2 separate regions of the Homo sapiens genome follow, and region 2 is linked to region 1. The links are chromatin loops, found by intact Hi-C in ENCODE. Cell type or tissue: tibial artery. All regions are shown on one strand. Each heading gives the region's core, and the rest is flanking DNA. Links, peaks and the distances in the headings are about the cores only.

What was found. Hi-C counts contacts between places; a loop is a spot of excess contacts. Peaks named below come from ENCODE experiments on the same cell type or tissue, not always from the same donor. Only the 100,000 strongest peaks of a DNase experiment are listed, where the experiment ranks them.
Region 2: it touches region 1 in a loop (4-fold over the local background); 43 of 110 quality-filtered maps call a loop at or near these places.

The regions. Positions count from the first base shown.
Region 1 is chr17:19,653,050-19,662,946 of GRCh38, reverse strand. It overlaps ALDH3A2 (aldehyde dehydrogenase 3 family member A2), which reads right to left. Exons shown (of 10, transcript NM_000382.3): 4 at 6,373-6,581; 5 at 5,085-5,202; 6 at 1,679-1,820. It also overlaps the pseudogene LOC124900397. Among named protein-coding and RNA genes, the nearest start is that of ALDH3A2, 9.2 kb to the right of the region's middle. In tibial artery, for the core only: no CTCF peak of the experiment used is centred there; no DNase peak of the experiment used is centred there; H3K27ac peaks cover 592 bases.
Region 2 is chr17:19,739,478-19,751,813 of GRCh38, reverse strand. It overlaps ALDH3A1 (aldehyde dehydrogenase 3 family member A1), which reads left to right and starts at 3,516. Exons shown (of 11, transcript NM_000691.5): 1 at 3,516-3,555; 2 at 6,680-6,846; 3 at 8,351-8,582; 4 at 9,184-9,269; 5 at 9,602-9,810; 6 at 10,604-10,721; 7 at 11,337-11,478; 8 at 12,140-12,306. The coding sequence starts at 6,685. RefSeq lists enhancers at 1,280-1,559, 5,840-6,807 and a silencer at 6,867-6,926. In tibial artery, for the core only: a CTCF peak has its summit at 6,755; a DNase peak (open chromatin) is centred at 6,747; H3K4me3 peaks cover 1,148 bases; H3K27ac peaks cover 1,914 bases.

The DNA of each region.
Region 1 (9,897 bases), core at 923-8,922:
TGCAACCTCCGCCTCTGGAGTTCAAGTGATTCTCCTGTCTCAGCCTCCCGAGTAGCTGGGATTACAGGCATGCACCACCACGCCCGGCTAGTTTTGTATTTTTAGTAGAGATGAGGTTTCTCCATGTTGGGTCAGGCTGGTCTCGAATGGACAGGTCTTTCTAGGAGCAAAGACAGCTCCTCTGTGAATCAAATCAATACTATTTTTCTTAACTCGAGTGCTTTCATATATATGATCTCATTAACCTTTATTATAACTCTGTTAGACAGATTAAGAAAACAGACTTAAATGGTCAAAATTCCCTAAACCTTAGTCCACTGTTCCATCTACCATGGGGAAGAGGCACAAGAAAGGAGGGTGAAACAGATGCTGGGGAGGCTAGACAAAGTGTCCCAGCATCTGCTGCCAATGTAAGTCACCAACTAGCAGTACTCCAAAAGATGCTGTAAGTAAGAAACTGGCTCGTCAACCAAAAGAGAAGTCATCTGACAATAACAAGTTGGCACTTTTCCTTTACCCCCAGTTTCTAATAGGTTATCTTGGCAATGTGGCTGGGGACAGCTTCTTGCAGCACCACTTCCAGGGGGTATATAAACTGCCACTCCAAATCCATTGCCCACATCTTCCTCAGGTCAGAGAAACAATTTGGGCTGAGTGTCTACTTCCTCTGCATAGCCATGCTCAGGTAAGATGATCCCAGCTCGAAGTCAGGGGAAAGTCCTAATTAGTCTATAAGCTAATCAGGATAGCCCCTTCCTCTTACCATTCATTAGCCTAGAAATAGGCAATGTGGACATGCTGAGGATGGGAGAACAGAGAGGTGAAACAAGTAGAGTCTGTTTTCTCTTTTTTCTACAGATGTATTCCCCAATTCAATCTGGGCTGCCACCAAGAGAGATAGAAGGCACAAGGATTGTTTTCTTTTGCATCCTAGTACAAAGAATCAGGGTTTTTTGATGGTACCACGGGGCCACTGAATTATCTAGCTCAGGAGAACCTCGGGACTGCTAATTATAAGAGAATCAATTCTGCTTATTATTTCATTTTTAAGTTTTTTTTTTTAAAGTTGATTTTTTTTTTTTTGGTGACTTATAGCATCTTATCTGATAAAGGGGATAAGTAAAGCTAGGTGGTGCAGCTTCTTTGCCAGCAAAATGTGTCTAATTTTTCTGTCACCTTATATGTTACTGTAGAAAAATGTGCTTAACATTCAAAGTAATACATATTCAAGGCAAAGAAGAAAAAGCACAAAGAAGGTACACAAATAATAAGGTCAAGCATGATGGACCAAAACATTATTTCTGGAATGGTACCGTCACTGGTTAATTGTGGAATAGTGGCCAAGCTATTTCCTTCTTTGTGCTGTTTTCCCATCCACAAACTACAGATAATTACATCAAGTTCTATTCTGCTTCTCAGGATTGTTAGGAGGAAAAAAGGAGTTATGTGTAAATATGAACAACTGGAGCAACGCTGGTGGCATCATTCAATACACAGAAACACAGACATTTTAAATAGTTTATAACAAAAGCTACAGGTACAGTATACCAGAAAGCAGGATTTAGTACTTTAACAATTAAATGCTATATATTTAATAGTTTATCTAGTGTTAATAAGTAGTGTCAGCAAAAACTGCCAAATTGCCATCTTCCCATAGGAAAAGGAGAATTTCCATTACCTATGTAGCGTGTGGCCTCATCAGTCTCCCCACCAAAAGCTATCTTTTGTCCTTCAAGCAAACTTAGTATCCTCTTAAAATGACGAAGATTGATGATCCTTTCATAATCAGGAGACTCTTTTATATTTTCTCCATAAAATTCCTATTTAAAACAACAGGAGTATATAAATGTCACAAAGACCCACAATTCAATTTCAGTAAGTACAAAATCCAGCCATGCCCCAAAATCAATCTGGTTTTATATCCTCACAGAATCTAACACCCCACCCCTCAAGTAATTTAACAGTAGTATGATAGTAGCAAGTTTCAGCTTTTTGGCAGGTCGAGGACCAGAAAATAAAGCATGCACACACACAGAGATCTGTCATTGTCCATAGTTCCAAAGGTTCTTATGGATCTCTTAGAGTCCACCCACAGGCCTTCACCTCCTGGGGCTGACAGTGGGAGCAGGCTGGGGAAAGAAGTCTTGCTCTGCATCAGAGTTGCCTATTTGTTAGCACATTGGCTGTGCCTGCTTTCCCCCTACAGTAAGTTCGGTAGTTACAGCAGAGACCCTAACATCTGCAAAGCCTGAAATATTTACCATCTAGCCCTTTACAGAAACCATTTGCCAATCTTTGCTCCACTTTGTTGTTTTGGTCTTCTTTGAACTGGTATTTCCACCACTTACACATGATGGTGAAACCACCCGAAGGATCAAAATACAGCTTTGGTAAATTACCAAGGTAAAAGAACGTCAATAATCATACAATCAATATTTACTTAGTAAAACAAACAAAATTACTGAATTGCTGCATCACTTCAAAGCCTTGTGAGAGTTCCCAATTTCATCCCAAATCAAAATGAACATTGTTCATCCAACCTCTACCAAGAGCAATTCTCAAGTCTGGGTGGTCGGAATCACTGGTGCAGCTTGCTAAAATGCATGTGCCTGGGCTCTGACTCGAGAGTCACCAACAGTAGTTTTCAATGCTGAATGCATCATAGAATCACCTGGAGGCCTCAGACGAGCTGAATCTTTGGAGGGTAAGGCTTGCAAACTTGTTTTTAAATGGCTCACTAGGGTAACATGTAGCTTGAGAACCACTGTGTTAAGAGTATAAATGCCTCAAAGGGAGGCAGAGGCCCTTATTCCTTTGAAATTGAATTCATCACCACACTCAACTAAGCATTCTCCAATTCCCAAATATTTTCAATCTCACAAGTATCTTTAACCACTCTCTCTTCCCACATACCCTGAATCTGGGCAACTCTCCCTTCATGTGCTCATCTGGATCCATTTTTAGTCCTATGACTAAAAATGATAGTCCAATTTCCATGTCAAGACCCTAGCACCTCATCCCCCAAGTTACTCTGCCTGGAACACATAGTGAACTATTGTCCTGAACTTCCTGGTACATAATTTTCTCTTTTTTTTTTTTTTTTGAGACAGGGTCTCACTCTGTCACCCAGGCTGGAGTCCAGTGGCACATTCTTGGCTCACTGCAGCCTCCGCCTCCCAGGAGGATCAAGCGATCCTCCTACCTCAGCCTGCCAAGTAGCTGGGACCACACGTACACGCCGGTACACCTGAATTTTTGTATTTCTTGTAGCGACAAGATTTTGCTACGTTGCCCAGCTGGTCTTGAATTCCTGGCCTCAAGTGATCTGTCTGCCTTGGCCTTCCAAAGTGCTGGGATTACAGGAGTGAGCCACTGTGCCCAGCCAATTTTCTCTTTTTTTGTTTTTTTGAGACAGAGTCTTATGCTGTCACTCAGGCTGGAGCACAGTGATGCAATAATGGCTCATTGCAGCCTTGAACTCCTGGGCTCAAGTGATCCTTCTGGCTTCAGCCTCCTGAGTAGCTGGGACTACAGGCATGTGCCACCATACCCAGCTAACCTTTTTTTCTTTTGTAGACACAGGGTCTCATTATGTTGACCAGGCTGGTTTTGAACTCCTGGGCTCAAGCGATCTTCCCACCTTAGCCTCCCAAAGTGCTCGGATTACAGGAGTGAACCACCACAACGGCGACAATTTTCATATCTTTTTTTCTTTTGAGATAAAATCTCATTCCGTTACCCAGGCTGGAGTGCAGTAGCATGATCTTGGCTCACTGCAAGCTCCACCTCCCGGGTTCAAGCAATTCTTGTGCCTCAGCCTCCCAAGTAGCTAGAATTATAGGTGCGTGCCACCATGCCCGGCTAATTTTTGTAATTTTAGTAGAGATGGGTTTTGCCATGTTGGCCAAACTGGTCTCTAACTCCTCACCTCAAGTGATCAACCTGTCTTGGCCTCCCAAAGTGCTGGGATTACAGGCGTGAGCCACCATGTCTGGCCAACAATTTTCATTTTCAGATCACATGCATTACTCTTTGGTGTTTTTGATCCTTCCTTTTAGTGCTCAATTAACATCTGTCGAGTAAACAGTGACTGCTCCAATAATTTCTTTCATCTGAGGGGTTAATGATCCTCACCCACTGCTGAACTCAGTCACACTGGTCATTTGGTCATCCCATTCTTCTTTTTTTTTTTTTTTTTAAAGACAGAGTCTTGCTCTGTCGCCCAGGCTGGAGTGCAGTGGCGTGATCTTGGCTCACTGCAACCTTTGCCTCCCGGGTTCAAGCGATTCTTGCCAGGGTTCAAGCAAATCTCGTGCCTTAGCCTCCTGAGTAGCTGGAATTACAGACATGCACCACCATCCCCGGCTGATTTTTTTGTATTTTTAGTAGAGACAGGGTTTCACCATATTGGCCAGGCTGGTCTTGAACTTCTGACCTCAAGTGATCTGCCCCCCTAGGCCCCCCAAAGTGCTGGGATTACAGGCATAAGCCACCGTGCCCAGCCCCCATTCCTTTCTACCAACTTAAATCCTATATTTCTTCAAGTCTTGGCTTAGGACTCTACATGCAGTCTTCCTTGGTTCCCTCACTGCAAATATTTACTTTAAACACGCTGAAAGATTGTTAATTATATAAAGGGTATACTGTAAGTAGTTATTTAATTAAGTCACTCCTCCAAACTACTGGCCACCCTAGGCCCTCTACATACACAAAAACTGATAACCTTCAGCAGCAATGGCCAATATGCCAAAGAGTCTCTCTGATTATACCTAAAGGGTTGGCAACATTCCCTCAAAACCACGGACACACGATTATTTAACTTTTTTAAAAAAAGTATATGCCACAACTAATCATCAACAAATCAACTAGACAGTTTAAGTAGATTTAACACCAATGCAACCTTGCTCCCAGCATATATTCTATGGTACACATAGCATTTTCATATTAGTCAATAAGTTCACTGAGTCACATATGATTTTGAAATTTTCCTGAAGGGAGAAACAAATGGGGATGCTGCCTGCGAATAGTTAATTTGACTCCTTATCTTATTAAAATCAGTGGAATCAGATGTTTTTAATACAAACCTTCACTGTTTCCTTAATCTTCCATACAATTTGATTTTGGAGGGATGCTTCACAGAGAATATAGTCGGGTGCAATGCAGGTTTGGCCACAATTCATGTATTTTCCCCAGGTTATGCGTCTGAGGGGAAAACATCCAGAACAGCTATATAATTCAGTAATTCAGTCAAATATTCATTTGTTACATTGTGTTGTTTGAATGTCTTGCAACTAAAATAGATTCATATATTTATCTGGCAATTTTTATAAAAAAGTTAAAAACTCATTTCTAAATCAGTTGTTTGGAACTTAGAAAGTATTTTCCAAATGAGGTGGAATATTTTACATAGCAGGGAAGTTCTCAGGCCAGCTCACGGCAAACAGTACTTGGTAAACAGTGAAGCCATTGCCTGCTGCAGGAAAAGAGGAGAAACAGCCTCCCAATGTCCTTTCCCCTCTTCCAGTCCAGCCAAAGGAAAGTCCTGGATGACCAGAGTTCGGTACAGACTCTCCTGGTTGTGGCTTTTGGCTCTGCCTGCAAGATGTTCAGGTATAAAGCAGGATGTCAGCCAGCCTCCAAGGCCATCCTCCTCTTTGTGGAGCCCTGCCCCACTTGGGAAGACCTTTCCTATGCATGGGCAGAAACCCATGCCCTAAACATTCACTAACTGAGGGTGTCTGGTTTTGACAAATGGATTTCTACTTAGGAAGCCAACCTGGAACCCTGACCTGGAATCTCTGAAGGGCAGAGAAAGCCACACCACCCAGAGCACAGAGTCAGTTCTATGATTTGGCACTTCTTAGTAGCTAAACCGGATTTAGCAGAGAGAACCTGAAACCTCTTATTTTCTAATTTTCAGATGCAAGATGTTATTCACAGTTAAAAAATGAGGAACACTTGTTTTGCCCACAAAGGATCTCAGTTAAGATATCAGCATAATACCCTCTCAAATGGGCATTTAAAGATTTTATTAGGCACACACAATACTTTGGATTATGTACTTCACAGATCACTGGCCAGAAGAACGTTAAAATTTCTTGCTAGATCTAGCTGTAATCTTGAGAACAGATATAACTTTTTTAAAATTCCTAAGGACAACCACATGATGTCAGGACTTACAGCTCACCATTTTTGACAGTGGCGCCAAGAGACAGTGAAAGACTCCTGTTACTCTTGAGGACATCAACCACCAAAGCTTAATAATGTATCTTGGAGCCATAAGGTATGGGGTTCAAGTACAAAGAGTAACATTGTCAGGAAAAGTCTCCATTGTGCTGGGAAAACCTCAGAAAATCAGAGAGCCAGACTCACCTGCAAACAATGTCCAGGTCACAATCTTTATCAATATAACATGGACTTTTCCCTCCCAGTTCAAGAGTCACAGGGGTCAGATGCTTGGCAGCAGCTTCCATGACAATTTTGCCAACCGCAGTGTTTCCCGTATAGAAAATGTGGTCAAATCGCTGCTTCAGGAGCTCCGTGGTTTCCTCAACACCACCATTAATAACAATATAGAGATCCTCAAAGAAAGAGAAACACAAACTCTTGCACTGCCAAATAAATCCTAACGTCTAACATCAGCAATCTCTTCAACATAAACATGTAACATTCAGTAAAACCCAGAGAGTGTCAAGACCAGTCCCTGTGAGGGATGGGAGAGGGAACTGACCAAGGACAAGAGGAGAACACACAGTCCGATGGCATCTGGGAAGCATGAACCCACATAGAACTAATCTGGAGACTCCAGTGTTTTTTTACATGAGCTCAGCAACAAAGACACTAAGGAGAACAAATGGTTGAATTTGACCAGGGAAAATGCATGAGACGCGGGTGTGTGCAGAAGTGCCTCTGGTGAAGAGTGGCTCCCACAGGACAGGTCATGCATGTCTTAGTCTGAATGTTCTCTGTCTCACAACACAGAGTGGGCTTAGCCCACGCTATTCTGAATGAATGGTATATCCGGCACAGTAGCTGAGAGCGCTTGCTTTTGAAGTGTATCTGGTTTGAATCTGGGCTCTGCCACTCACTAGCTTATGCAACCTTAGGCAAGCTACTGAACATCTCTGAGCCTCAATTTCCTCATCTGTTACTGGGAGAATTCACGTAGCTTCTGTGGACTGAGCCCATCTATGCATTGTGCTATCATTACCAGCTATTCTAAGAGAGAACATCTTGGACAATAACAGCATCAAAAGTAAGAGAACAGATGGCAAGCAAGGAAGACAGAGAGGTATTCAAGACTCCAAGGTGGAAGTGTGAAGTAAAAGCTGGCTTGTGGATCTCATGTTTCCACTTGAAGGCGAATTAATTTCATTCACTTCATGGTTCAGCTGCCCAACAAATGTTTCAAGCTTTAACTTTTCTATGGCTTAATCTACATAGCATATATTATTGATCCCCTAACACGGTAACTGAAGCTGGTAGAGCATTATTATCCTCCTTATCCGGACAGAGTCAGTTATTGAAGAATTTACCCCTGGTCAGGGGCAAAGCGGTACCTTCAACCTCTATCTTCTGGTTCTACGTCCTATTCAATCCTTGACATCTCACTGTCTTCCATTTCATCTTTCTTGATTGGATCATCACAGCTATTAGAACAAAATGGCTCTAACAAAGAGAAAAATATCATTCCAAGAACCAGAACTGGCCTCAATCCATCACAAGTTGATGTACAGAATACAGGTAAGATATTTTTAAGCTGTATTTCGCTTAAAGCTAAATGAAGACTCCTCCCTGTAGCAACTGCATGTAGAACTCAGCAGTGCCAATTTCTTCGCGGCATCATAACTTCCTCCCCAGGAAGGCATAAGAACCTCTGACTCAGACAGATGAACTACCCGCAGTTGGGCAGATCATTTTCTTTATTCAGTTCTTGATATTCTTAAATGCCAGCATGTTAAGTCAGTGTGAGGATCTGCCCTCTAGTTCAGGAGGGCACTTTTTGTGTATGTGTGGCATGTTTTCATGCCACAGACATGTCTTTTTTGAAAGCAGAAGTACTCTTATAGGCTGGGTGAGAGGTGAGAGCGTGCGGGCAACCCTTGCTCGCTCTCAGCACCTCCTTGGCCTTGGCACCCACTCTCGCCACGCTTGAGGAGCCCTTCAGCCCACAGCTGCACTGTGGGAGCCCCTCTCTGGGCTGGCCAAGGCTGGAGCCGGCTCCTTCTGCTTGTGGGAAGGTGTGGAGGGAGAGGCGCAGGCAGGAACCGGGGCTGCGCGTGGCGCTCACAAGCCAGAGCGAGTTCTGGGTGGGCGCAGGCTCAATGGGCCCCACACTCGGAGCAGCTGGCCGGCGCCGCCAGCCCTGGGCAATGAGGGGCTTAGCACCTGGGCCAGCTGCTGAGGAGGGTGCCCCGGGTCCCCCAGCAATGCCAGCCCACCAGCGCCACACTCGAATTCTCGCCGGGCCTCAGCCACCTCCCCGCAGGGCAGGGCTCGGGACCTGCAGCCCGCCATGCCCAAGGCCCCCACCCCGCCCCTGGTGGGTTCCCATGCTGCCCGAGCCTCCCTGATGGGCGCCGCCCCCTGCTCCACAGCGCCCAGTCCCATCGACCGCCCAAGGGCTGAGGGGTGCAGGCGCGCAGCGCTGGACTGATGGGCAGCTCCACCCACAGCCCCGGCGTGGGATCCACTAGGCAAAGCCAGCTGGGCTCCTGAGTCGGGTGGGGACTTAGAGAACTTTTATGTCTAGCCGGAGGATTGTATATGCACCAATCAGCACTCTGTGTCTAGCTTGGGGTTTGTGGATGCACCAATCAGCACTCTGTATCTAGCTAATCTGGTGGGGATTTGGAGAACTTTTATGTCTAGCTAGAGGATTGTAAAAGCACCAGTCAGCACTCTATGTCTAGCTCAAGGTTTGTAAATGCACCAATCAGTGCTCTGTGTCTAGCTAATCTAGTGGGGACTTGGAGAACTTTTATGTCTAGCTAGAGGATTGTAAATGCACCAATCAGCATTCTGTGTCTAGCTCAGGGATTGTAAACGCACCAATCAGCACCCTGTCAAAACGGACCAATCAGCTCTCTGTAAAATGGACCAATCAGCAGGATGCGGGTGGGGCCAGATAAGGGAATAAAAGCAGGCTGCCCAAGCCAGCAGCGGCAACCTGCTCGGGTCCCCTTTGACACTGTGGAAGCTTTGTTCTTTCAGTCTTTGCAATAAATCTTGCTGCTGCTGCTCACTCTGGGTCCGCACTGCCGTTATGAGCTGTAACACTCACTGCGAAGGTCTGCAGCTTCACTCCTGAGGCCAGCGAGACCACGAACCCACCGGGAGGAATGAACAACTCCAGACAGGAGGAACTAACAACTCCAGATGCGCCGCCTTAAGAGCTGTAACACTCACCACGAAGGTCTGCAGCTTCACTCCTGAAGCCAGCAAGACCACGAACCCACCAGAAGGAAGAAACTCCGAACATGTCCGAACATCAGAAGAAACAAACTCCGGACACACCATCTTTAAGAACTGTAACACTCACTGCAAGGGTCCGCGGCTTCATTCTTGAAGTCAGTGAGACCGAGAACCCACCAATTCCAGACACATGGGCATGGTGGCTCACACCTGTAATCCCAGCACTTTCGGAGGCCAAGCTGGGCGGATCACCTGAGGTCAGGAGCTCGAGACCAGCCTGACCAACACGGTGAAACCCCATCGCTACCAAAAATACAAAAACTAGCTGGGCATGGTGGCACACGTCTGTAATCCCAGCTACTTGGGAGGCTGAGGCAGAAGAATCGCTTGCACCCAGGAGGCAAAGGTTGCAGTGAGCCGAGATCACACCACAGCACTACAGCCTGGGTGACAGAGCAAGATTCCATCTCAAAAAAAAAAAAA
Region 2 (12,336 bases), core at 2,645-10,644, 87 kb before region 1:
ACCATGTTGGCCAGGCTGGTCTTGAACTCCTGAGCTCAAGTGATCTGCCCGCCTCAACCTCCCAAAGTGCTGGGATTACAGGCGTGAGCCACCGCACCCAGCCTCCTTCCTTTTTTTTATTTTTTGTAGAGATGAGTCTCTCTATGTTGCCCAGGCTCCTTCTACTCGTATAAAGAAAGTGGTTTCCCCTCCCAACAACTATATCTAATCTAAATGTTCCTTGAAATTTAAGCAAACTCGCTATTCATTCATTCATTCATTCATTCAACACTTTTTTTGCTAGCTTTGGGTGAATTTGCTGAAAATCGTCTTGCTAAATGATTGCTTTTCCATCAGAGGGATGGTTAGGTGTAGTGGGCTGCTTCCGTATCTTCAGAGGTCTCCCTTGTGCCAGGATATGGTGCTGAACAAAAGTTGAGATCTCTGCCTTTGTGGACATTCCAGTCCAAGGGGGAATAAGGAGAGACATAGTCACACAAACAAAGATATGAACGCAGGTTGTGACAGGTTCCTGGAAGTAAGGAAGGTTTTATTTGAGAGGTGAGAGAGGTCAGGGAAGCTGAGATCTGAACATGGATAAGAGTTAGTCTGGTGCAGAGTGGAAGAAAAAGTGTCCCAGGGAGCAAGAACAGCATGTGCAAAGGCCTTGTGGTAGGAAATTGCCTGGTTAAGTCAAGGAATGCCAGCAGACTGGAGTGCAGTGAGAATGGTGGGAAGTGGTGCGAAGTGAGGCTGGCAAGGCAGCCAGGAGCCAGGCCAGGCAGGGGCTCACAGGCCATGGGAGGAAGCTTCCTGACAGCAAGGGGGTGCCACCCAAGGATGTGAATCAGGGGAGAGACATGCTCAGGTCCTTATCGTCCGCATGTCTCTCTGGCAGCCACTTGGAGAAGGCAGCTGAGCCTGACTCAAGGAGAGTAGGTAGAGGGCAAGAACAGTGGCCTGGGAGAGAGAGAGTGAGTGACAGCCCAGGTGAGGATGAGGCATTGGGGATGGAGTATTAGGACTTGCAAAGATTAACTCATGCTTGCAATCCCAGCACTTTGGGAGGCTGAGGCGGGAAGATGAATTGAGCCCAGGAGTTTGAGACCAGCCTGGGCAACATAATGAGACCCATCTCTACAAAACATTTAAAAATTAGCCAGGCATGGTGGTGGGTTCCTGTAGTCACAAGGTGGGAGGATCGCTTGAGCACCGGAATTCAAAGCTGCAGTGAGCCGTGATGGCACCACTGCACTCCAGCCTGGGCAACAGAGCAACACCCTGTCTCAAAAAAAAAAAAAAAAAAAGAAAAAAGAAAATCTGAAAAGCAAGTATCTGCAAGTTTCTAGCACAACCCACACTCCCACACTTTTGCCACTACTGAAACTATAACCAAAACCCAAACACGCAAACAAGGATTTTGTTCTTCGTAGATTTGAACTGCTTTTAGGCTCCTTGCTCTGACGCTTCCACCACTACTGCTGCCACTTTTGATGACACCCACACCACCTAACCTTTCCAGGATGCCCTCGGCCCGCCAGGCACTGTTCTGGTCACTTCGTGTACTCAATGCTGTGTTGCTGGCTTTTGCTAGTTGCTTCCATGGTTCTCCCAGGGGAGGGCCGCTGCCACAAGAAGTCAGCTCCGAATGGCCTTCGGCCTTGCATTCTGCCCTCTACTCAAGATCCAAATTCCCAGGAGAGTCAGGGAGGCCTCATGGGGAGCCCACCCCAACCCATGGCTGGCCTGGAGAAGGCACCTGGTTGATCATCTCACCAAGTAGGAAGGGGTTGCCTGCAAAGATAATCAGCTGCTGCCACCAGAAAAGGGGAGAGGCTGGCACAGGCTCGGTCTTCTCCCCTCTCAGGAGGCACCCCACTTTGCACCTACCACCCAGTCCAGCCCCTGCACAGGTGCGAGGTCCTGCAGATGCTTCTTTCTGCTGTTTCTGGAATGTTTCCCATTCTGTTAGTCTTATTTGGGGGTCTCGTCATTTCTTGCCTGCATTGCTGGAAGCTGCAGCCTTTGGGCTAGACCTTTCTCACACTGTGCCCTGTCCAGGGGGTTCTCTAAAACAAAAAATAGCAGACATTTGTCTGTCTGATAATCTCCTCAGCGCCCTGCACCCCCACAGCCAGCCTGGCCCACAGGCCTCCGTGAGCCCCCGCCCCAGGAGAGTCATTCACCTCCACACCTCCTGCTGGCAACAGTGGACACATCGCACTTTTTCGTGACATAACGTTCCCAGCCTCTGTGCCTTTGCTTCTGCTCTTCCAGCCCCCTTGCTGTTCCTTGCCCAAATGCTTCTCACTCAGCTCAGATGATGTTCCCTCCCACGGACTCTCACCCCAGCCCCTCTAGCATCCTCTGCCTACCTGGTTACTACAGTGTTCACATTATTTTGAAATTTCCTGTTTATTTTGTCAGTCAATAAATATTTATTGAGCATCTACTATAAATGCTGTATGGAGGTTACAGCAGTGAACAAATCAAATTCTAGCTGTCAGGAGTTAAGGGACAGGTAGCAAACAAGATATAAACGCTCCAGAGAAAAAATAATGGAGGAAGACGACAGCATTGTGCTATTTTCCACAGCACATTGGAGCGTAGCCGTGTGGGTGGATGTAGGGGAAGGGGGCTCCAGGTGGAGAGAAGCAGGAGGGCCAGAGCACATCCTCAGGACTCGTAGGCCAGGACCGGAACCTTGTGTTTTCCTCGAATGAAATGGGAAGCAGGGACCCCATGCTGGTAAGCAGTCTGCCTGCAGGCGGGTGAGGGTGGCGGGAAGCGCCTGGTGAGAGGGGCCGAGAGTCTGTTCCACACCTGCCTCCTCCCCACAGCGTGGTGCAGAGCAGGAGCCCAGCGAACATTGATCAGACAGCGTGGGAACGGCTTTTCCAGACTCCTTCCTTCCCAAGCATCTCTGGTTTTCGGTGACCACACAGACCCTTGGCCCTCTTCTCAGCTATTCAACGAGAGAGCAGATTTATGGATTGGAGACCCCCATCAAAAGTCCCCAGCCTGTGGCTCCCCAGGGTTAGGATCTCTGACTCAATGGGGCCCTGTGCACACTGGGGGATGTGAAGGGCCCGGGGCAGCGGTGGCTGGGGGTGCGTTTCGGGGGAGCTGCATGCTCTCACTGTGGTTCGTGGCTGAGCCCTGCCGATCTTATGTAACCAGAGAACTCAGAGAACCGCATCTGGCAGCGGCAAGTCTGGAAAGCTGGAAGAGCTCCATGCCAGGCTGAATCAATCAGCAGCCCCCACGCCCAGGGCAAACATAGGCTCTTTTGAAGATTGGAGATGTGCCCTGCCCAAGCCTTCAGAAACATTCTCGCATTTCAGAAGTGAACAAAAGCAAACAGCCCGGGACCTAATCCCCAAAACCTGGGCTGTAGGGAGCAGAGGTCCAGAGGACGCCACACCCCACATTTGAATATTTTTTTTTCTTGTCACGCAAACTTCCTGGGCAGGAACTCCAAGGGCTCAATGGACGGGAAGCAGGGTCCTTAAATACGTCCCCTCTTGGCTCTTGCCGTTCCAGGAGCCCCAGTTACCGGGAGAGGCTGTGTCAAAGGTAATCCTCTTCCCTGCATTCCTTATTTTTTCTCTTGTCTAGGTGGAGTCTGCACTCAGAGCCGGGGCCCTAAGTGTCAAGAGTCCTACATCATCTCTCCAGGGGGTCCCTGCCTCTGGGACCATCATCTCTGGAGCATCCTCCTGGACCTCTGGCAGCTCTGCCATCCCCCAAACCAGGAGGCAGAGGTCCCAGGGATCCGCGGAGCAGGGACACCAAGGTGGCCGTGGAGTGAGAGGCCCTGATGGGCCGTCAGACTCCATGACTGGAAGGAAGGCAGCAGAGCCGAGTGCTAAAGGCATGAGCTGCTGACAGAGATGCATGTGGGTTCAAACCCTGACATGCCACCTGCTAACTGTGAGATCAGATACAGCATTAAACGTTTCTCAGTCTCCCTTTCCTCATCTGTAAAATGCACTCATAACCGTTTCTTCTTCATGGGCATCACTACAGAGCTTTTGTGAGGATGGAAGGCAATGAGGAGGGGAGGAGGTGTCACTGGGGGGCAAAGTCAACACTGGCACAGGTGAGAGGAGCGGGGTGCAGGAATGTGGGGTGTGAGGCGACGGGCTCTGGGGAGGCCCCCAGTGCATGCTGCAGCAGCTCCCATTTGGGTGCAGCTGCGACGTGATGGTGTCCACTCATCTCTGTGAAGTGGCACCTTTGTTAACCTGTCTCTCGGGGAAGTCCTGGGAAGGCCGTCCAGCCCAGAGACCACAGTTCCAAGTGGCGATGCTGGGGTGCAAGGCCAATCCCGTCCCACGCTCACCAGGCTCTTCCCACCTGGGCTGCCTGCCTTGGTTTGACCGTACAAGGCTCGGGAGAGAAGCGGGACCTTCTCTCCTGGGTTGTGGTCAGCAGGAGGGGCCTGGCCCATGGGACTGAGGAGGTCCCAGTGAGGGGGCTTTCCCAGCCTCCTATCAGAACATAGGGAGGGACCATGGAAGGGCCAGGCTTAGAGCACCCTCAATGCCAGCAGGTCCCTCCTCCCTGTGCAGAAAGCCTGGGATTAGGGGTCAGCCTATGGGGAGGGGAGGCAGAGGAAGGATTGGAAGCCACTCGCTGGAATGTAGGCAGGACCATATATCTATATACAATATAATTATATATTACATATGATATATAGGGTTTTTTAAAAAAATGGAAATACCCTATTTCTGCTGATGTTAAAAGTTATGCCGGGTCTGCAAGTGGGCTGAGTATCTCAGGAAGGGGAGTAAGGAACTGGTAACAGTGGCCCCTCTGTGGGGCAGCACCTGACAGCTGATGGAGCAGGGAGGAGGGAGGCAGACTTTTTTCTGTGCCCCTTTGCTATATTTTACATTTTGTTTCATGAGCATGTAGTGCCTATCTTAAAACGCACCAAAATTTAAAAAATACAAGCTCATTGCAAAAAGTCAAACATTGCATAAGAGGAAAACAGATCATCAATAATTCCACCCCCATCAGTTGTCTCATCGTGTCGGGGGCTACCGTTCTAGTCCTTTCTTGCATGTTAGAGCGTGCACGCCCACACACACACGCACACGCGCGCACACACACGCACATGCACACACACGCACGCACACACACACGCACATGCACACACACGCACACACACACATGCACACACACGCACACGCACACACACACACGCACACACACACATGCACACGCCTGGTACATCTGTTGTTCTGTAACTTGTTTTCTGTTTTTCTTTCTTTCTTTCTTTCTTTTTCTTTTTTTAGATGGAGTCTCGCTGAAAGTAATTATATTACTTACCCGAGGCCTTCAAATACCGCTTCCACTGACAGCCTCTTGACTTCTAGCAAATCTCACTAACCTTGCCTTACCTCCTACCACTAATCTAATAGGAGAACTCTGTGATTATGGCTCCATTCTCCCGGTCAAAGTGCTGGAGTGCAATGGCCCAATCTCGGCCCACTGCAACCTCCTCCTCTCAGCTTGGTTCAAGCAATTCTCCTGCCTCAGCCTCCCAAGTAGCTGGGACTACAGGTGCCTGCCACCACTCCCAGATAATTTTTGTATTTTTAGTAGAGACAGGGTTTCACCATGTTGGCCAGGCTGGTTTTGAACTTCTGACCTCAGGTGACCCGCCCACCTCAGCCTCCCAAAGTGTTTGCTAGGATTATAGGCGTGAGCCACCGCGCCCGGCCTGTAACCTGTTTTCTTTCTTATCCCCAGTGCCTGAGACACCCCTGGTGCAGAGAGAGCCCCTACAAACATGCTGAATAGCCTGCTCCACCTAATCCCTAAATACTGCACAGTAAACCCTTACGTGGGTGTGACAGGAGTCATTTAAACTGTCTCCTTTCTTTCGGATCTTTGGGATGTTTACAATACTTCCCTGTTATAGAAAACAGTGATGACTTTCTTATTCGTGAATGTTTAGGAAAGGCTGTAGGACCTTTTCGTCACAGAGAAGTATGTTTGAAAAACTTTTGCCACATATTGCCAAATTGCCCCCAGCAGGGCCATCCCGATTTGCCACTATACTTTCGTGTATTGGTAGCAGGAATCGCCTCCACACCTCTTTGTGGAAATCTGCAGCTCTCTGAATCCTTGGCGGGCATGGGCGTGCGTCTCCCAGGTGTGGCACGCGTGGTTTACACACCAAGCCTGGTTCAGCTCTGCCAAGAAACCAGCGCTTTTTAGAACAATGGCTTAGCCAGGAGGGTGGTGCTGGGTTTTTCTTTATCGGCTTGGGTGTGGAATCGCGGACTGCGCCCCTCCAATCTGATCTGGAGAGTGGCTGACTGCGTGTGCAGAGCTCTGGGGGTGTTGGTCTGGGATTGTGCCATCAGCTTTGCAAGCAAGTAAGGGAGCGGAAAAGGCCGGGAAAGGCCCTGCCGCGAGCACGCTGCCAAGAGCCCCCAGCAGCAGTTCGGCTTAGGACTCGGGTTGCGGCGGGTGTCACCTTCTCAGGGGCTAGCAAGGCAGCCAGGGCCCAGGCGTCTGAGTGAGGGGCGGGAGAGGAGGCGAGGCAGAAAGTGGACCTTCCAGCGGAAAGGCCATTTTCCCCAAGGCCGAGCCCAGGGAAGTCCCTTCCTATAGAATTCAGGCAGGGTGGGAGGCAGGGCGCGCTCGTGCCCCTCAGCCAGCTGCAGGTGCTCTCTGTCCCCAGGCGCCATGAGCAAGATCAGCGAGGCCGTGAAGCGCGCCCGCGCCGCCTTCAGCTCGGGCAGGACCCGTCCGCTGCAGTTCCGGATCCAGCAGCTGGAGGCGCTGCAGCGCCTGATCCAGGAGCAGGAGCAGGAGCTGGTGGGCGCGCTGGCCGCAGACCTGCACAAGGTGCTCAGGCTGGGCGGCCGCCTTCTGCCAGTGTCGGGGCCATGCGATGGGGCGTGGGGGGAGGGGCTGGGGAGAGTGCGACCCAGAGAGGTTCAGGAAGGACTTGGGGCCACCTGGCCCCTCGGTCGCGGAGACTGGGCGCACCGCCCTCCCCTCCGCCGCGCCCCGCGCGCCCCCGCCGCCTCTTCCGCCCTCTGGCCTTTTCCTCCTGGCCCGGCCTCCGCGTCCCGCCCGCAGCGTCCCCCATTTCAACTTCCTGCTGCCCCGACACCCTGAACTTCTGGTCCTCCCCATTCCTCAGCCCCACGCAGGACCACTTGGTTCTCCACACCAGGAACCAGAGCAGCTTGGCACCCCGGAGGGCATGGGGGGCTCTCCCCTCCCTCCCAGTTCTCACAGGGGCTGTTCCGTCCCTCACCCTGAGCAAGACCAGACACCTCTGCATTCGCAGCCCCCTGCTGTCCCCACATGCTGCCTGGGGTCCAGCGCTCCGGAGCCCATCCTCCCACCGACTACCCTCTTTGCTCCTGCACTTTTATTTTTATTTTATTTTATTTATTTATTTGAGACAGAGTCTCGCTCTGTCGCCCAGGCTGGAGTGTAATGGCGCGATCTCGGCTCACTGCAACCTCCGCCTCCCGGGTTCAGGCAATTCTCCTGCCTCAGCCTCCCCAGTAGCTGGGACAACAGGCGTGTACCACCATGCCCGGCTAATTTTGTATTTTTAGTAGAGACAGGGTTTCGCCATGTTGGACAGGCTGGTCTTGAACTCCTGCCCTCAGGAGTTCCTCAGGAGGAGTTCTCGGCCTCTCAGAGTGCTGGGATTACAGGCATGAGCCACAGCGCCGGGCCTGCTACTGCACTTTTCAAGAAATGGCTCAGGACTTCTCATCTTAAACCAGAAACAACAAGGAAACCCATTCTGTTGACTTTACAGCTTCTGTGTTGCTCTTCACAGCCCAAGTTTATAAAAGAGACGCGTTTTCCGCCGTCTGCATCTCCTCTTCTCACCCCTGCTCCCCACAGGAGGCCCTGAGCGCCCAGCAGCCCTTGGTCCTGCATCCCCCTCCAGACAACTAAAGGGCCTGGCTCCCTCCACCCTGCCCGGATCCAGCTCCCAGTGCCCGAATCTATCCCCCCTCCCCGGATCCATCCCCCCCTCCCCGGATCCATTCCCACTGCCTGAATCTACTCTCCCCTGCCCGGCTCTATTCCCCCTACCTGGATCCATTCCGTTGCCCATGCCTGGTCCCTTCACCGGCTCTCTCCCCTGGGGCCGCAAACCTACCTGGGCCCCCCTCTGGCAGAAAGGGGTCCTCTCAGACCCACAGGTCCAACGGCTAATCCTGGCTCTGCTTCCCCTGGGAGCCTTCTGCGGCTGCCCCCACCCTGGGCTGGGTGAGTGACCCCCATCACCCTGGCAGCTGAGCAGTGGGGCTCCCCACTCGCCCCAGCTGCAGGCGGGCCCTGGCCCTGGAAGCTCACTCCGGCTCTGTCGCTGCAGAATGAATGGAACGCCTACTATGAGGAGGTGGTGTACGTCCTAGAGGAGATCGAGTACATGATCCAGAAGCTCCCTGAGTGGGCCGCGGATGAGCCCGTGGAGAAGACGCCCCAGACTCAGCAGGACGAGCTCTACATCCACTCGGAGCCACTGGGCGTGGTCCTCGTCATTGGCACCTGGAACTACCCCTTCAACCTCACCATCCAGCCCATGGTGGGCGCCATCGCTGCAGGTGCATGGCCCTGTGGGAAGGGAAGCTGGGGGAGCACCGTCCCCCAGCGTGGAGCCAAGCCAGGATGGGCTCAGGCCTGTGTTAAGAGTCCTGGGGTCAGATAAGGGTTTGCTGGGTCTGTCACAGGAGGCTGTGGGGACCAAGCTGTTTAGCCAGGCCTCTTGGTGCCTGAGGTCCAGTCAGGCTCAGGTGTCCACACCTGGTGATACAGAGAGGGCCTGCCTTCCCCCACCCCTGTTGGGGGGCTGGAGCTTCTGTCACCTAATATGCATCAGGGCTTCCTTCCTAGAATGGGCCAGCGCTGTTCTACCAACCGGGCCCCCAGAGCCTCTCTCCCCTTTCTGCTTTTCCTCCAACATCTCAGCAACTCAGAGGGCCAGGTGGTGCAGCTCTGGCCAGCGTGTGCCCGTGTGTGTCCCTCTGTCATGTGCCCGTGCGTGCTCCTGGGTGTGCCCCGTGACATGTGCTTGTTTGCTAACAACTCTTCCATCCACTGTCCCGAGGACACACAATGGAGGGGAGGCTTCAGGTGTGGTCCTTGGGAGGGCAGAGCCTCTGGTGAAGTACCCTGGGCATAGGCCTGGCTCGGTGTGCTCTGCAGGGAACTCAGTGGTCCTCAAGCCCTCGGAGCTGAGTGAGAACATGGCGAGCCTGCTGGCTACCATCATCCCCCAGTACCTGGACAAGGTGAGTTGCCCTCCAGGGCCTCGTAACTCCATGGCCTCATAACTGAGCTAGGGCCAGGTCTTTGGGGGGTGAGAAATAGTGAATTCTTGCAGCAAGGGGCCAAGCTACTGGTGGGGCTGAGGATTGTTCTTAGCAGCTGCCCTCTCTCATTGGGGTGAACAGAGCCCCTGGGCCAGGAAAGGCGGTCTACTGCCAGTTACTGCTACCCCCCGCCCAAGGTGGGGTGCTGAGCTTCGGGGCTGCTGGTCTTGGCCACTGCAACTCACCCACACTTGCAAGAGCGAGGAGGGGCTTGGTCTTTGCTGAGCCTCCCCTCTCTCCTTGCATGGAAGGATCTGTACCCAGTAATCAATGGGGGTGTCCCTGAGACCACGGAGCTGCTCAAGGAGAGGTTCGACCATATCCTGTACACGGGCAGCACGGGGGTGGGGAAGATCATCATGACGGCTGCTGCCAAGCACCTGACCCCTGTCACGCTGGAGCTGGGAGGGAAGAGTCCCTGCTACGTGGACAAGAACTGTGACCTGGACGTGGCCTGCCGGTGAGAGGCACGGGCCTGCTGGCTGCAGCAGTCCTTACTCTGCTTTCCAAGCACACATGACTGCACCTCATGCTGTGGGTCCACTCTGAGTAACACAGACACCCCCTGCCTCATGGAGCAGTGGTCCTTGCAGAAACTTACATGGGGGTAGGGGTGGGGACCACATGCACAGAAGACGTGTGGGGAGTCCCAGAAGGCTTCCTGGAGGGGGAGAGGTCTAGGCTGAGCTCTGTTTGCTGAGTGCGCATCACTGGGGAAGTGGTACTCCAAGCAGAGGCTGCAGAAAAAGCAGCTGTGGGACGTTCAGGACACAAGGAACTGTACTGGGTTCAGCCCTCTGATGGGGCAGGGCAATCTGAGTTCTGGAGAGCAGGCCCAGAGGGGAGAAGGGCCACCGCTGCTCGGGGTCTGGGGCAGAACCCGTATCTGCACCTCCTGACCCTAGCCAGGGCTCTGACCACCTCCATATCCCACATCTGTGGCCCCAGAGATGTAGGGGGGCCCGAGTAGCAGTGACACCTGGCTGTGCAGGACAAGGGCGTGATCAGGGAGCACGGAGGTTGCCCTCAACAGACGTCCTCTAGAAATTCCCCACCAGTCGCCGGTGAACATGATCAGGGCCATTGGGTCTGCTCGGTCCAGTGTCTAGAAGTGAGCAGACCGCTTGGGAGGACTCACTGGTGGCAAGGTCACAGCCGATGGCTTCTGCTGACCAGAGAGCTCAGGGGTCTGCAAAACGAGATGCAACTCCTGGGGAACCTTTTGGATTTAGTCCAGTCTGGGATTCTCACAGACGCATCGCCTGGGGGAAATTCATGAACAGTGGCCAGACCTGCGTGGCCCCTGACTACATCCTCTGTGACCCCTCGATCCAGAACCAAATTGTGGAGAAGCTCAAGAAGTCACTGAAAGTGAGTGTTGACCCCTTGGCAGGGTGGGATGAGAGGCTGTAAGGCACAAGGGGGGCCTGGCCCCTTAACCAACTTCTACAGATTTGGAAACACTGGATTTATTTTCTTCTAATATAAACATAATGCAAGCTAGGCATGGTGGCTCACACCGGTAATCCCAGCACTTTGGGAGGTAGAGAGTGGAGGATCACTTGAGGCCAGAAGTTTGAGACCAGCCTGGGTAACATAGCAAGATCCCATCTTTACAAAATATGTTTTTAAATTAGCCAAGCATGGTGGCATGGTGGTGCATGCCTGTTGTCTCAGCTACTTAGAAGGCTACGGCGAGGCTGGAGCATTGCTTGGGCCCAGGAGTTTGAGGCTGCAGTGAGCTATGATTGCACCACTGCACTCCAGCCTGGGCAACAGAACAAGACCCTGTCTCTAAGAGAAAAAAAAAAGATAATGCACACTCACTATAGATTATTTAGAAAAGATTAAAAAGCATAAAGAAGAAAAAAGCTCCACCCAGAATCCCACCACCCAAAGACAGACACTGCTGGCCTGTGTCTGTGCAGCCTTTGGGCAGGACGAGGCTCTGCGTCCTTACCCGAAGCCCCCACCTCTTCTCCACAGGAGTTCTACGGGGAAGATGCTAAGAAATCCCGGGACTATGGAAGAATCATTAGTGCCCGGCACTTCCAGAGGGTGATGGGCCTGATTGAGGGCCAGAAGGTGGCTTATGGGGGCACCGGGGATGCCGCCACTCGCTACATAGGTGCGTGACCCCTGAAGAGCACAGCCCACCTGCCCAGGCTGCAGGGGTCCCCAGCAAGTTCACAGCAAGTGGGCACAGATGCTTGATAAGCGGACACGACCTCGGGATGGGTATAAATTGCTTTCACCAGGGAGCCTGCGGTAGACTCCAGCAGGCAGGGGCTGAGGACAGCCCCTGCTTCAACCTCAGAATCCCCTCTCCCAGCAAAGGCCCAGAAAGAGGGGCCTCATCTCCCTGCCCCTCTGAAGCAGCAGGAGCAGGGACAGCAGAAGCCACAGGAGCCCCAGGTGTGCCCAGCCGTGAGGGGCCCCCAGTGCCCAGGCTGTGGGTCACCAGATGGGACCCTCTTGGCCCCGAGTTTGTCAAGGAGACAAGAGAATTCTGGCAGGGCATCAGGTGGCCGGCAGGTGCAGTGCCTGCTCCTGGAGACAGATCTCGGGTCCTTCCGTACAGGTTAACCTATAGTTGTCCCCAGTGGTCTGCTCAGATGGCATCCAGGACGCAGGTGCCTAGGGTACCTCTCTGAGGCCTCGTCCCTGCCCTTTTCCAAGCCTGGGCAGGTTTGCCTGGAAAAGGGTTGGAGCAGGGGTCTAGGTGCTTGCACTTTCCATCCGCGTGGGGGTCTCTGCGCCGTCCAACTCTGGCTTGTTTCCTGCCTCAGCCCCCACCATCCTCACGGACGTGGACCCCCAGTCCCCGGTGATGCAAGAGGAGATCTTCGGGCCTGTGCTGCCCATCGTGTGCGTGCGCAGCCTGGAGGAGGCCATCCAGTTCATCAACCAGCGTGAGAAGCCCCTGGCCCTCTACATGTTCTCCAGCAACGACAAGGTGGGTGGTGGGCCTGGGGTGCCCTCTGCC